Linked DNA regions of Homo sapiens: all the other regions are linked to region 3. Evidence: chromatin contacts called from ENCODE Hi-C or POLR2A ChIA-PET data. All regions are on one chromosome and are shown on one strand. The core of a region is the stretch at or near the end of the contact, and the rest is flanking DNA. Distances in the headings are between cores, read along the strand shown. Region 1 holds the start of RFC2 (replication factor C subunit 2). Region 2 holds the start of GTF2IRD1 (GTF2I repeat domain containing 1). Region 3 holds the start of ABHD11 (abhydrolase domain containing 11). Region 4 holds the start of POM121 (POM121 transmembrane nucleoporin).

The links. A loop is a pair of places that touch in the nucleus more often than their neighbours do. ChIA-PET counts read pairs that join two places held with the same protein, here RNA polymerase II (POLR2A). Pooled maps may share reads with other maps.
Region 1: a loop to region 3 is called in a map of naive thymus-derived CD4-positive, alpha-beta T cell, with 33 times the contacts of the local background. The contact joins the promoter of RFC2 here to the promoter of ABHD11 in region 3. A Hi-C loop is called at or near these places in 2 of 168 maps with a recorded cell type or tissue (both naive thymus-derived CD4-positive, alpha-beta T cell) and 10 of 50 pooled maps. POLR2A ChIA-PET finds 5 or more read pairs at or near these places in 4 of 52 experiments (Caco-2, activated CD8-positive, alpha-beta T cell, activated T-cell and 1 more).
Region 2: a loop to region 3 is called in a pooled map, with 12 times the contacts of the local background. The contact joins the promoter of GTF2IRD1 here to the promoter of ABHD11 in region 3. A Hi-C loop is called at or near these places in 6 of 50 pooled maps. POLR2A ChIA-PET finds 5 or more read pairs at or near these places in 2 of 52 experiments (Panc1 and activated T-cell).
Region 4: a pooled map shows a loop between it and region 3 (8-fold over the local background). The contact joins the promoter of POM121 here to the promoter of ABHD11 in region 3. A Hi-C loop is called at or near these places in 2 of 37 single-sample maps with no recorded cell type and 10 of 50 pooled maps. POLR2A ChIA-PET finds 5 or more read pairs at or near these places in 2 of 52 experiments (HEK293 and activated T-cell).

Annotation. Positions count from the first base shown.
Region 1 is chr7:74,253,110-74,256,049 of GRCh38, reverse strand. It overlaps RFC2 (replication factor C subunit 2), which reads left to right and starts at 1,651. Exons shown (of 11, transcript NM_181471.3): 1 at 1,651-1,779. The coding sequence starts at 1,667. RefSeq lists enhancers at 1,258-1,337, 811-1,413, 1,748-1,977, 1,414-2,016, 2,017-2,619 and 2 more and a silencer at 1,578-1,697.
Region 2 is chr7:74,452,216-74,455,155 of GRCh38, reverse strand. It overlaps GTF2IRD1 (GTF2I repeat domain containing 1), which reads right to left and starts at 1,250. Exons shown (of 27, transcript NM_005685.4): 1 at 980-1,250. RefSeq lists silencers at 628-697, 1,200-1,549 and an enhancer at 2,435-2,940.
Region 3 is chr7:73,737,451-73,740,150 of GRCh38, reverse strand. ABHD11 (abhydrolase domain containing 11) reads left to right here and starts at 1,349. Exons shown (of 6, transcript NM_148912.4): 1 at 1,349-1,505; 2 at 1,688-1,823; 3 at 2,416-2,589. The coding sequence starts at 1,381. RefSeq lists enhancers at 236-892, 893-1,550 and a silencer at 1,229-1,328.
Region 4 is chr7:72,923,804-72,926,503 of GRCh38, reverse strand. POM121 (POM121 transmembrane nucleoporin) reads right to left here and starts at 1,409. Exons shown (of 13, transcript NM_001387691.1): 1 at 739-1,409; 2 at 27-242. The coding sequence starts at 1,382. RefSeq lists enhancers at 1-267, 701-1,261, 1,262-1,823 and a silencer at 1,215-1,324.

The DNA.
Region 1 (2,940 bases), core at 402-2,901, 520 kb before region 3:
CGGTGGCTCACACCTGTAATCCCAGCACTTTGGGAGGCTGAGGCAAGCGGATCACTTGAAGTCAGGAGTTTGAGACCAGCCTGGTCAACGTGGCGAAACCCCATCTCTACTGAAAATACAAGTATTAGCCAGGTGTGGTGGCACACGCTTGTAGTCCCAGCTACTCGGGAGGTTGAGGCAGGAGAATCACTTGAACCTGGGAGCCTGACATTGCAGTGAGCTGAGATCACACCACTGTACTCCAGTCTGGGTGACAGAGTGAGACTCCATCTCAAAAACAAAAAACAAGAAACAAAACAAAGAATGGTCAAAGCACTTGTGAATCTGAAGTACCTACTTTCTTTTCTTCTTATTTTTTTAGAAACAGGATTTCACTCTGTCCCCCGGGGCTGGAGTACATTGACTTGATCATGGTTCACTGTGGCTTCAACCTCATGGGCTCAACCGATTCTCCTGCCTCAGCCTCCCGAGTAACTGGGACTACTGTCGCGTACCACCACAACTGGATAATTTAAAAAATTTTTTTTGTAGAGATGGGGTCTCACCATGTTGCCCAGGCTGGTCTCAAACTCCTCGGCTTGAGGGATCCTCCCACCTTAGCCTCCCAAAGTTCTGGGATCATCATTATTGAATATTATGACAATTTGGGCTATGGGAGGAAAGATTGGGTAGAAAAACAGCCCATAAGAATGCTCAAAACCCTTGCAAGGTTGAAGTATTTACTTTTTCTTTTTTGAGACAGGGTCTTGCTGCAGACCAGGTTGGAGTGCAGTGGTGTGATCAGAGATCACTGCAGCCTGCACCTCCTGGGCTCAAGCACTCCTCCGCCTCAGCTTCCTGAGTAGCTGGAACTGCAGGTGCGCGCCACCACGCCCGGCTACTTTTTTAATTTTTATTTTTGTAGAGACGGGGATCTCACTTTGTTGCCCAGGCTGGTCTCGAACTCCTGGGCTTAATCGCTCTTCCGGTCTCTGTCCCCCAAAGTGCTGGGATTAGAGGGGTGAGCCACCGCACCGGCCTTGAGTCCCTATTTTCCTGGAATGAACATTGCATTTCATCTGACAAAAGGACGGTTTCAGTTTCCTCCTCTGCAAAATGGGGTGGGGGTGGAATTCCCATCTTGCAGCCGAGAATTCCCTGATAATAAACGTCGAGTACCGAGCGCGGTTGAGGCGCAGGAGCCTACCCAACGGGAGCAGCTCACTAGGACATTCAGAGCAATCTGGAAAAGTGGGCACGGGCAGCCCCAGACGTCATCCCCGGACCCCGCTGCCCAGCAGCGCCCGGACGCCAGCGTTGTCCGTGTCCCAACACCGAAGCCCGCGTTTGGCCGCAACCCCTCCAGGCCCTGCTCCTCCCACGCCGCCGCGGAGCGGATCTTCCACAGAAACCACACACAAACGTCCGTTCCGAGAGCGACCTGCTTTCTCGGAAGGCGTCGCGGCCACAGCTCGCCTTCCTGTCGCTCCCAGGCCGGGCGCCAGGTCTCCCATAGCAACCGCGGCCTCCAGCGATGGCCGCCAGGGCACCACCGGAACCCTCTTCGCAGGCACAGAGAGGCGCGGGTACGTAACTTCCGCTCGCGCCCGGCGGAAGCCAGGGGGCGGGGCTTGCGTGGCGGCGTCAAGGGGCGGTGCCTCGGGTGGCGGGAAGAGGAGGCGCGAGAATGGAGGTGGAGGCCGTCTGTGGTGGCGCGGGCGAGGTGGAGGCCCAGGACTCTGACCCTGCCCCTGCCTTCAGCAAGGCCCCCGGCAGCGCCGGCCACTACGAACTGCCGTGGTGAGGTCCCAGGCCGTAAAGAATGGGCGCGTTTGGACGTGAGGGTGGGCGAGTGGCGGGCCGTGCTCCGGAGAAACTCGGGGGTCAGGGGCTCGTTTTGGGGAATCCCGAGGGAGGAGGAGGCCCCGGGTGGCATCGAGATGATTTCAAGAAGGCGACGGACATGGATCGAGAGTGGCCGGTCTAAACTCTGCGAGCGGAGTCTCGCTCACTACAATGCTTATGACAATTAGGGCTACCCCGGGTGGCCACCTACTCTGACCTAGTTGGTTTTTTCAAAAGTTTTTGTGTATAGTAGTGTATGACCTAGTGTTTTCAAAAACTTCAATCTTTTAAAAAAAATATCGATTACATGTTGAAAATAATATTTTGACTGTTAGGTTCAATAACATTTACATTTGAAATTTTTTTAAAAAAATCAAGACGGGGGTTTTGCTGTGTTGCCCAGGCTGATGTCCAGCTCCTTGGCTCAAGTGATCCCCCTGCCTCAGCCTCCTAAGTAGATGGGACTACAGGCACGCACCACCATGCCCAGTTAATTTTTTTTTTTTAGATGGAGTCACACTTTGTCACACAGGCTGGAGTGCAGTGGTGTGATTTCTGCTCACTACAACCTGCATCTCCCTGGTTCAATCAATTCTGCCTCAGCCTTCCTAGTAGCTGGGATTACAGGCATGTACCATCACACCCTGCTAATTTTGTGTTTTTAGTAGAGGCTGGGTTTCACCATGTTGGCCAGGCTGGTCTCGAAGTCCTGATCTCAAGTGATCCGTCCGCCTCGCCTTCCCAAAGTGCTGGGATTACAGGCATGAGCCACTGTACCCAGCCTAGGCCTACGGTGTCTAGCCAGCTATGCTGTGTATTTGGCACACGTCTGCAGAAACTGGCAGGTAATCCTTGCCTGGCATGGTGGCTCACGCCAGTAATCCCAGCACTTTGGGAGGCTGAGGTGGGCAGATCACCTGAGGTTGGTAGTGACCCAAGATCGCACCATTGCACTCCAGCCTGGGCAACAAGAGCAAAACTCTGTCTCCAAAAAAAAAAAAAAGAAAAGAAACTGGCAGGTAAGGGATGAGAAAGGAGCTTGGTTGCACCCATGTTGTCACACCAAATGATGTCAGTGCTGTATGTGCTGGGCCTCTTGTGACGGGCGGACAGGGT
Region 2 (2,940 bases), core at 1-2,500, 720 kb before region 3:
GGATGGGGACACAGGAGACTCCCACCGCAGGACCTTGGTCCTGGGAGGTAGGGTCACTAGGCCAGACGCCAGAGCTCCAGCCCCCTCCAGCACTGCCAGGAGGGTGGAACGAACTCTCAGCGGCACAGCGGCCCCCTTCCCTGGGCCCACGCCAGGCGAGGCAGGGTCTCACTCCCTGGCTGCTGGCCAGGGGTGAGGAGCCCAGGAGAGGTGTCAAGCCCATCATGCCCAGGGTACTTAGGATGGGGCGGGTGGGTGTTCAGCACCCTGTGGCCCCTCCTCTGTCCTCTCCACCCATCTGCAGGAACTCAGAGACCACCCACAGACCGAGTATCCCCAACTTACTCCTCTGAACCCTTTGTGGTCCCCCCACTGCCACCTTCTGAGTCCCCTCCACCCGGGATTCAGCGGCCACCACCACACAGGCCAGCCCCCTCCCCGGGGCCGGGGCGGGGGGTCCACTACAGGAACCACCCTGCTGGGGCAATCCTGGCTGGACTGGACTCCGCCTGGGAGTTGGGGGCGCGGGCCAGGGGCTGGCCCAGACCGGGAGAAGGTGGAGGGGGGAAAGGCGGGGACCGCGGCCTTCCCAGCCCCCTCTGCTCCCACCCCGGCGCCCGCCACCGCGGGCAGCGCGACTGACCTCATTCGCCAACTGCAGCAGCCTGCGGGCGCCGGCCCGGGACGCCCCCCACCTCCAGAAGAGCCGGTGGCAAGGAGGGAGGGGGTGACAGCTCCCAGCTCCCGGCCCCTCCCGGGCAGGTGGGGGGCGGCCGTCCCTCCCCTCCCCCCGGGCCCGAATTATAATCCCAGTCACGTGCCTCCCCGGGCACCCAAAAGCCGGCCCCAGCTCCTGTAACACCTTGAGAGGGGGAGGGGCGGGGACCCCCCCCCCCGGAGGCGGAGGGGATCGGGGGCGGGGGTGGGGGAGAAGGGGAGAAGGGCCTCGGTGCCCGCCCCCCGCAAAAGTTTCTCCTACCTTGGAGGATCCCCAAGCGCTCCTGCCAGCGGCGCCCCGGCCCCGGCCCGCGGCCAGGACTCAGCCTCCTGCCGCTGCCTCCTTAATTAATCCGGGAGAATGGGGGAAGGAGAGGCAGAGGGAGGCGAGGACGGCGGCGCGGCGAGGGCGGGGAGGGAGGCGCGGGGAGGGGGCGCGGGGGGGGAATCGGCCGGCCGGGGGGCTGGCGCTCGGCGGCCCCCACCCCCGGCGCGGGCTGCGGCGGAGGGCGGGGCGGCGCGGGGAGAGGAGCGGAGAGCGGGAGCGCGGGGAGGCTCTTTGTTCTGTAATCCCAGTAAGATTGCCAGCCATTCGCCCCGGCCCTAATCCCAGCCCCGCGCAACACCACCCTCCATTGGCTGCCATTTACATACGGGATTAGCCCGCCCCGCGCCCCGCGCCCCTGCGCACCCCCCTTGCTACCCAGCGCCCCTGCGTCCCGGGGACCTGGGCACCGCGGTGGGGAGAGCGCGCCGCACCCCTCGGCCCCGGACCTGCGGGGAGGGGCGGTGGCGCCCTCGGTTCTCCCCCACCAGCGCCGGATTAGAAAAGCCTGGGCGCGCCCCCGTCTACCCCCACCGCTCCCCACCACCACTGGGAGAGCAGCCGGGCGCAGGGGGCTGAAGTTGGAGGGTCAAGGTCACCCAGCTGGAACGCGCGGAGGCCCTGAGTGTCCCGGCTGGTCACTCCCGCCTGGCCCGGGTTCTAGTCCTAAGGCTTGGGCCAGGTACCTCTTACTCTTACAGCCTTTGTCCCCCTCCCACCCCTGAGATGTGCAGGAAGGCAGTGACAGGCCGAAAGTCGCAGCAGAGCCAACTGGACTCTTGGTCCCATCTTGTCTGATGGGACCTCCCTCTGATAGGCTTTTACCCCTGTCCCCCCAACCAGCCCCCCCGCCCCCCGCCCGCCCCGCTCCCACCAACCACACACACACCACAGCAGCGCTCCTACTGAATCAGTGCGCACGCCTCCCATCCGGCCCCAAAGCCATAAATCCTAATTCAGCACAAGGAACACAGTCCTTCCCCCACGTGGTGCCCTGATCCCTGAACTAGACCTTGGCTAGACTGGGCATGGCAGGGAGGGAGGGACTCACCCCAGGCAGGCCCCAACCCCAGGGAGCTTCTGGCTTAGAAGGACAGCCAAACATAGATCGAGAATCTCCCAGGTCCTGGCAAAACCCACAAGGTCTCCCCACAGCCTCCTGGCCAAACTGCCTTTGCAAAGATTAGGACAGTGACAGAAGTTTAGCGTGGCTGACTCCATCTTGCTTCCAGCCTCACGCGCTGGCTGTCTTCACTCATTCCGGGGCATAGGCCAAGCTAACCGGGGGAGGAATTTAGTTTATAGTTCAACTTTGAAACAAGGATGATAATAGTTACTCCTTAAACCTAACCTGCTTTTTATACAAGAGACCAAAACCACCTTTGTAAAACTAACGAAAGGCCGTGAGATTAGGATTATGGGAGGGGCCTGGACGCTGCTAAAACCTACGCATCGTTTTTATAATCTGACTGCTCAGGAGTCATGTGGCGAGAGATCACAAGATTTGTGAGTTCCCCACTTCCTCCTATAGATAGCATCTCTATTGTGGAAACTGAGATTGGTCTTTGGAGATGTTTTTCAGACTTTCGCATTCGGGCAACCGACTGACTCACCTGGACCTGTGTGACTCATGACTCAGCCCATCCTGTGGCCCCCACTCAGAGACCGACTCAGTGCATAAGGACCGTTTGCCACACCCCTGTGATTTCATCTCCAACCAATCAGCAGTACCCATTCCCTGGGCCCTTGCCCACCAAATTATCCATAAAAACCCTAGCCTCTGAGTTCTTGGGGAGATTTATTTGAGTAATAACTCCAGTCCTACTGCTTGGCTAGCTCTGCATTAATAAGACGCTTTTGGCTGGGCTCAGTGGCTCATGCCTGTAATCCCAGCACTT
Region 3 (2,700 bases), core at 100-2,599:
TCCTGCCTCAGCCTCCCCAGTAGCTGGGATTACAGGGCCGTGCCACCACCCACGGCAATTTTTTTTTTTTTTAAACGGAGTCTGTCTCCGTCCGGTAGGCTGGTGTGCAGTGGCATGATTTCCGCCCATTGCAACCTCCGCCTCCTGAGTTCAAGCGACTCTCCTGCCTTAGCCTCCCGAGTAGCTGGGATTACAGGCACCCGCCACCACGCCCAGCTAATTTTTGTATTTTTAGTAAAGACGGGGTTCCACCATATTGGCCAGGGTGGTCTCCAACTCCTGGCCTCAGGTGATCTGCCCACCTCAGCCTCCCAAAGTGCCGGGATTACAGGCGTGAGCCACCGCACCCGGCCTAAAAAAAAAAATTGTAACCATGATTCAGTAAAAAAAAAAAAAAAAAAAAAAATGTTAAAATTAGTCTGCGCCTGTAGTCCCAGATTCTCGGGAGGCAAAGGCGGGAGGATCGCTTGAGCCCAGGAGGTCGAGGCTGCAGTGAGCTACGGTCGCGTCACTGCACTCCGGCCTGGGCGAGGGTAAGACCCCCACCAAAAAAAAGTATAGGACTCGGGCAACTGGCTATCTGGAAGACAGACAGCACCCCAGCAGGAGGTGGGGTGTGGAGAAGACCTTGAAAGGCAGGGTGCCTGATAGGGGAGTATGAGAATGGGGAGTATGGGCAGAAAAGCAGGTGGGATCAGACTGGGGGAGCCTTCCCCAAACGTAAAAGGGACGAAGGGGCTTGGGGAAGAGCTCTAGAGTGCCCCCGAGCTCCTTCTAGATCGACGACTCCAGGATGGGTGGGTGTCCGTGCTCCGCCCAACCTGCCCGGGCCCCCGGCAGTGGAGCACGGCGCCACCACACTGGCACTCCGCCGCCCAGAGCCACCCTGGCGCCGCTCGCCCCCGCCGGCGGCACAGAAACGATGGCAGCCACCCAGGTCAGTGAGCGATGGCAGGTGCGGGGCGGGAACCGAGCCCTAAGCTGCAACCAGAACCGAGCACGCACAGAGCGGCGCAGACCGAATTCCCAGATTCTACGCACCGCGGCGCTTCGCGAGGGGAGGGGCAAGCACCGCGGGTTGCCCAGCCTAGGGCGAGGCCAGGTGCGGCGCTCAGGGCGACCCGCGCAAAGCCTGCGGGGATTACGTAATGGCGTAAGGGGCGGGGATGGAGGCGGGGCCGGACTGTTCTCGGGGATACGTAAGGAAACGGGACCAAGGGCGGAGAATCCCGCGATGGGGGCGGGGAGAGGGCGGGGCTCAAGTCGGAACTGGGCGGGGCGGCTGAAGACGGAAATGGGCGGGGCTGCGAGCTAGGGCGGGAGAAGGAGCGCGGGGAGGACGTACCTTGTGAGATGCGAGCCGGCCAACAGCTTGCAAGCATGCTCCGCTGGACCCGAGCCTGGAGGCTCCCGCGTGAGGGACTCGGCCCCCACGGCCCTAGCTTCGCGAGGGTGCCTGTCGCACCCAGCAGCAGCAGCGGCGGCCGAGGGGGCGCCGAGCCGAGGTCAGTCAAGGGCACCGGGCGGGAGGCCATCCTCTGTCCTCCTTTTCCTGCCGGGCCCCGACGGCCCCATCTCCTCCCTTTGGGCCTGTCACCTCCCAGGCCTCTCCCCCAAAGCTCTTTCCCCCTACCCCTTTCCCCGTCTCCGCCGGCTCAGACTCTGACCTCGATCCTTCCCCTGCCAGGCCGCTTCCGCTTTCCTACAGGCTTCTGGACGGGGAGGCAGCCCTCCCGGCCGTCGTCTTTTTGCACGGGCTCTTCGGCAGCAAAACTAACTTCAACTCCATCGCCAAGATCTTGGCCCAGCAGACAGGCCGTAGGGTGAGCTTTCGAGTGGGCGGGGCTCCTTTGGGGCTGGGCGGGAGTGGGCGGGGCCTGAGAGGAGGCGGGGCAGGGGGGGTCCCGCTTCTCACGCTCACTTCCAGATCCCTCACTCTGAGTATGGACCCTGAACGGCAACCCCATTTATTCCCTCACGTTGCCATCTTCATTAATTCATGTTGTAGATCTCCATCGGGGCTGGCCCATGCCTAGGCGCCTGCACCCTTTCCATGAAGGGGCCTGCTTGTTCACTAGGGATGACCGGGAGCTCACCACCTCTTATGGCAGCCCATTCTTCTGTGCTCCTACTGTTGGAAATTCCTGGAGTCTCCTTCCTGGCATTCTCCGAGATTGCCACCCAGCCAGGCCAGCCCTTCAGAGACGTGGTCACAACCCTGGGGCCTGCTCTTCTCTGGCAGAGTGGCCCCAGGTTCTTCATCTGGGCCTCCTAGGTCTGGAAACTGGGCCCTTCCCCTCCACAGGGTGTATCCCCAGGCTCTCCACACCTTTGACCTGCTGTCCCTACAAGCCTTTGGCTGTCTACCCCCAGAATGGGGATATCAACGCAGCCCCGTCTCACCCCACTCCCCAGGTGCTGACGGTGGATGCTCGTAACCACGGTGACAGCCCCCACAGCCCAGACATGAGCTACGAGATCATGAGCCAGGACCTGCAGGACCTTCTGCCCCAGCTGGGCCTGGTGCCCTGCGTCGTCGTTGGCCACAGCATGGGAGGAAAGACAGCCATGCTGCTGGCACTACAGAGGGTGAGCCGCCCATGTCTGGGGCCTCCTCCCATTCAGTATATACCCTGAGGGCCCTGCAGGCAACCTGGGACTCACATGATCGTTGGATGACCAAGTTCAGGCTCCAGGAGC
Region 4 (2,700 bases), core at 160-2,659, 810 kb after region 3:
AGTATTCTTCCAACGATAATACTCACATCGCAGAACGCGAAAATCTTCTGTCAGGAGGGGCGATCCTCACAGTCACTGGGCTACACACCATCCTGGAGTTGCGAGGGGACAGCACAGCCTTCTTGTGATAACCATTCCAGCACACGGTGGGAAGTACCCCCAGACAGGAATACTGGGCCTGATGGATCGGATAGCGTCTTCTAGGTGTTATTACAAACCGATTTGGTAAAGTCCCACAATCCCTGCAGAGAATGCGAGACAAATCACGGAACCAAAGCAAAAAAGAATGTCAAATTTTTAAACGGTTAAAAACCCACCAGTTCAGACATTTTCCAAAGAACTTAAGTCTCTTTCTAAGCAACACAGAACACGGTGTTTTTATGGCAACTTTCCCTTATTCCATCTAAGGCCAGAGAGTGACAGCTGCTTAACAGCTGTCTCAACAATGGATTTCAACAGTTTGAGAGGGAAAATCTAAATCTAGACTACATCTAGGCTGCACTAAAATTCGAGGAGTTTTTAGAACTGGAAAGAAGAGAATCGTTTTGGCAACACAACATCTCATTCCAAGAGTCAGAGGCCAGGAGACAGCTGGCACACACCAAGGTGTTAAGGAGGGCAAAACCACACACAATCCCCTTGGGACTTGATGAAAAAGCAAATCGGATTTAAAAGTCAAGTCCTCGATTTCAAGCCAGCCGAGCCAGAGGATGATCTGACAAAATCAGCGCATCTTACCGTGGGGAAGGCCTCCTGGAGGGTCGGAGAAGAGGAGTGGGCAGAGAGGGGTAAACGTGGTGAGCGCGATGGGTCGGCGGGGAGGGCGGGGGGGAGCGCGGCGGTGGGGAGCGCGGCGGTGGGGAGCGCGGCGCCGGGCGGGCAGGTGGGCGGCGGCCAGGCCTATCCCGCAGGTCCTGGCCCTCCGGAGCGGCGGCGGGCTGCGGCGGCCCGGGCTTGCCCAGGTAACTGCCCATGAGTAGCAGTTCCGCAGGGTCAGGTCCTTCGAGCAGGGTCCGCGGCTCTAGGAGGTTTCCGTTGGCTGTCGACTTGGCCAGAGGCGAAGCGAACAGTGTTCGCCGATGACGCGCCTTCCGAACGAAGGAGGACAAGGGGCGCCGATGACGCGCCTTCCGAACGAAGGAGGACAAGGGGCGCGAACCTCGGGGCTCGCGGCTCAGTCCCCACCAGGCCGCGGTAGCCCCCACGGTCAGCCAGGCCAGTGCAGCCGCAGCCGGCACGAGGTACAGTAAGAGGCCAACCAGCGACAGGCCCAGGAGCACCGCCCTGGCCGGCCCGCCGCAGCCCCGGCCCCGGCCGTCCCTGACACTCGCTATGGGCCGCCGCCGCTCGCCTGCTCCAGCCGCCGCAGCCGCCGGAGACATCGCGGCTCCGCGCCGCGGAGGAGACTTAAATATCCCAGCGTGCACCGCGCCGCGCGTCGCGTCATCGCGCGCCCTCTACGTCATGCGCGCGCGACTCCGGGAGACGCTACCGCCCGGCAGCGCCCGAGACCCAACTGGTTTGGAAAATGCCGCCTGCCTTTAACGCCTGTTTCTGACTCTTGAGGTTTTCCGCGTGGCTCCCAGCGCCACATCCATCCGGAGGCGATCCCGTGGAAGGATCGCGTCCAAGATAAAAGGGCCCGAGACCTATGCTTACGTAATTCCTAATCCGTGATCTTTTATGGGGGCTGAATTCCCCTCCAGCACAGCCTGTTACCAGGTACTTTTCACAAACGCTACTAGCGGTTGTGAGTCCCTCCCCCCTCCATTTCTATGTTACAAATTGAAAACGTGGGACGATTACCTACCAAATTTCACATCATGGCCCAGATATCGGGTGGATTTTGTGGCTCTGTGATCGACTTATACCTATGCTAAAGTTAACGGTCTGAGAAGGTAGATTAGTGGTTGCCTAGGGCTAGGGAGTGGGTTTGGGGGTGGGGAATAGAAAGTGACTGGTCATGGTTATAGGCTTTTTTGTAGCACCATAAAGATAGTTTAAAATTAGATTGTGGTGGTGATTGCACCACCCTATGATTTGCATGGTATGTGAATTATATCTTAATAAAGCTGTTTAAAAAGTCTGGTAGTCTGCCAATACACTTTGGTGTAGTTCAGTTTCCTCAGCCATTCATTCATTGATTTATTCATTCCATTGTTTATGTACATTAAAGAGATTAAGGGGGAAAATATAGGATCTCTGATCTTTAGAAACTGTTTAGTTAGGAAGATGTGTAAGTAGAAGATTGCAATTCAGGCCGGGCGCGGTGGCTCACGCCTGTAATCCCAGCACTTTGGGAGGCCGGGGTGGGCGGATCACAAGGTCAGGAGATCGAGACCATCCTGGCTAACATGGTGAAACCCCGTCTCTAATAAAAATACCAAAAAAAAAAAACTTAGCCGGGCGTGCCGCCTGTAGTCCCAGCAACTTGGGAGGCTGAGGCAGGAGAATGGCGTGAACTCGGGAGGCGGAGGTTGCAGTGAGCCGAGATTGCGCCACTGCACTCCAACCTGGGCGACAGACCGAGACTCCGTCTCAAAAAAAGAAAAAAAAATTGCAATTCAGTGTTATCAGTGTGATAACAGGAAAAAAAAATAAGAAGGCCAGGCGCGGTGGCTCGTGCCTGAATTCCAGCACTTTGGAAGGCCGAGGTGGGCGGATCATCTGAGGTCAGGAGTTTGAGACCAGCCTGACCAA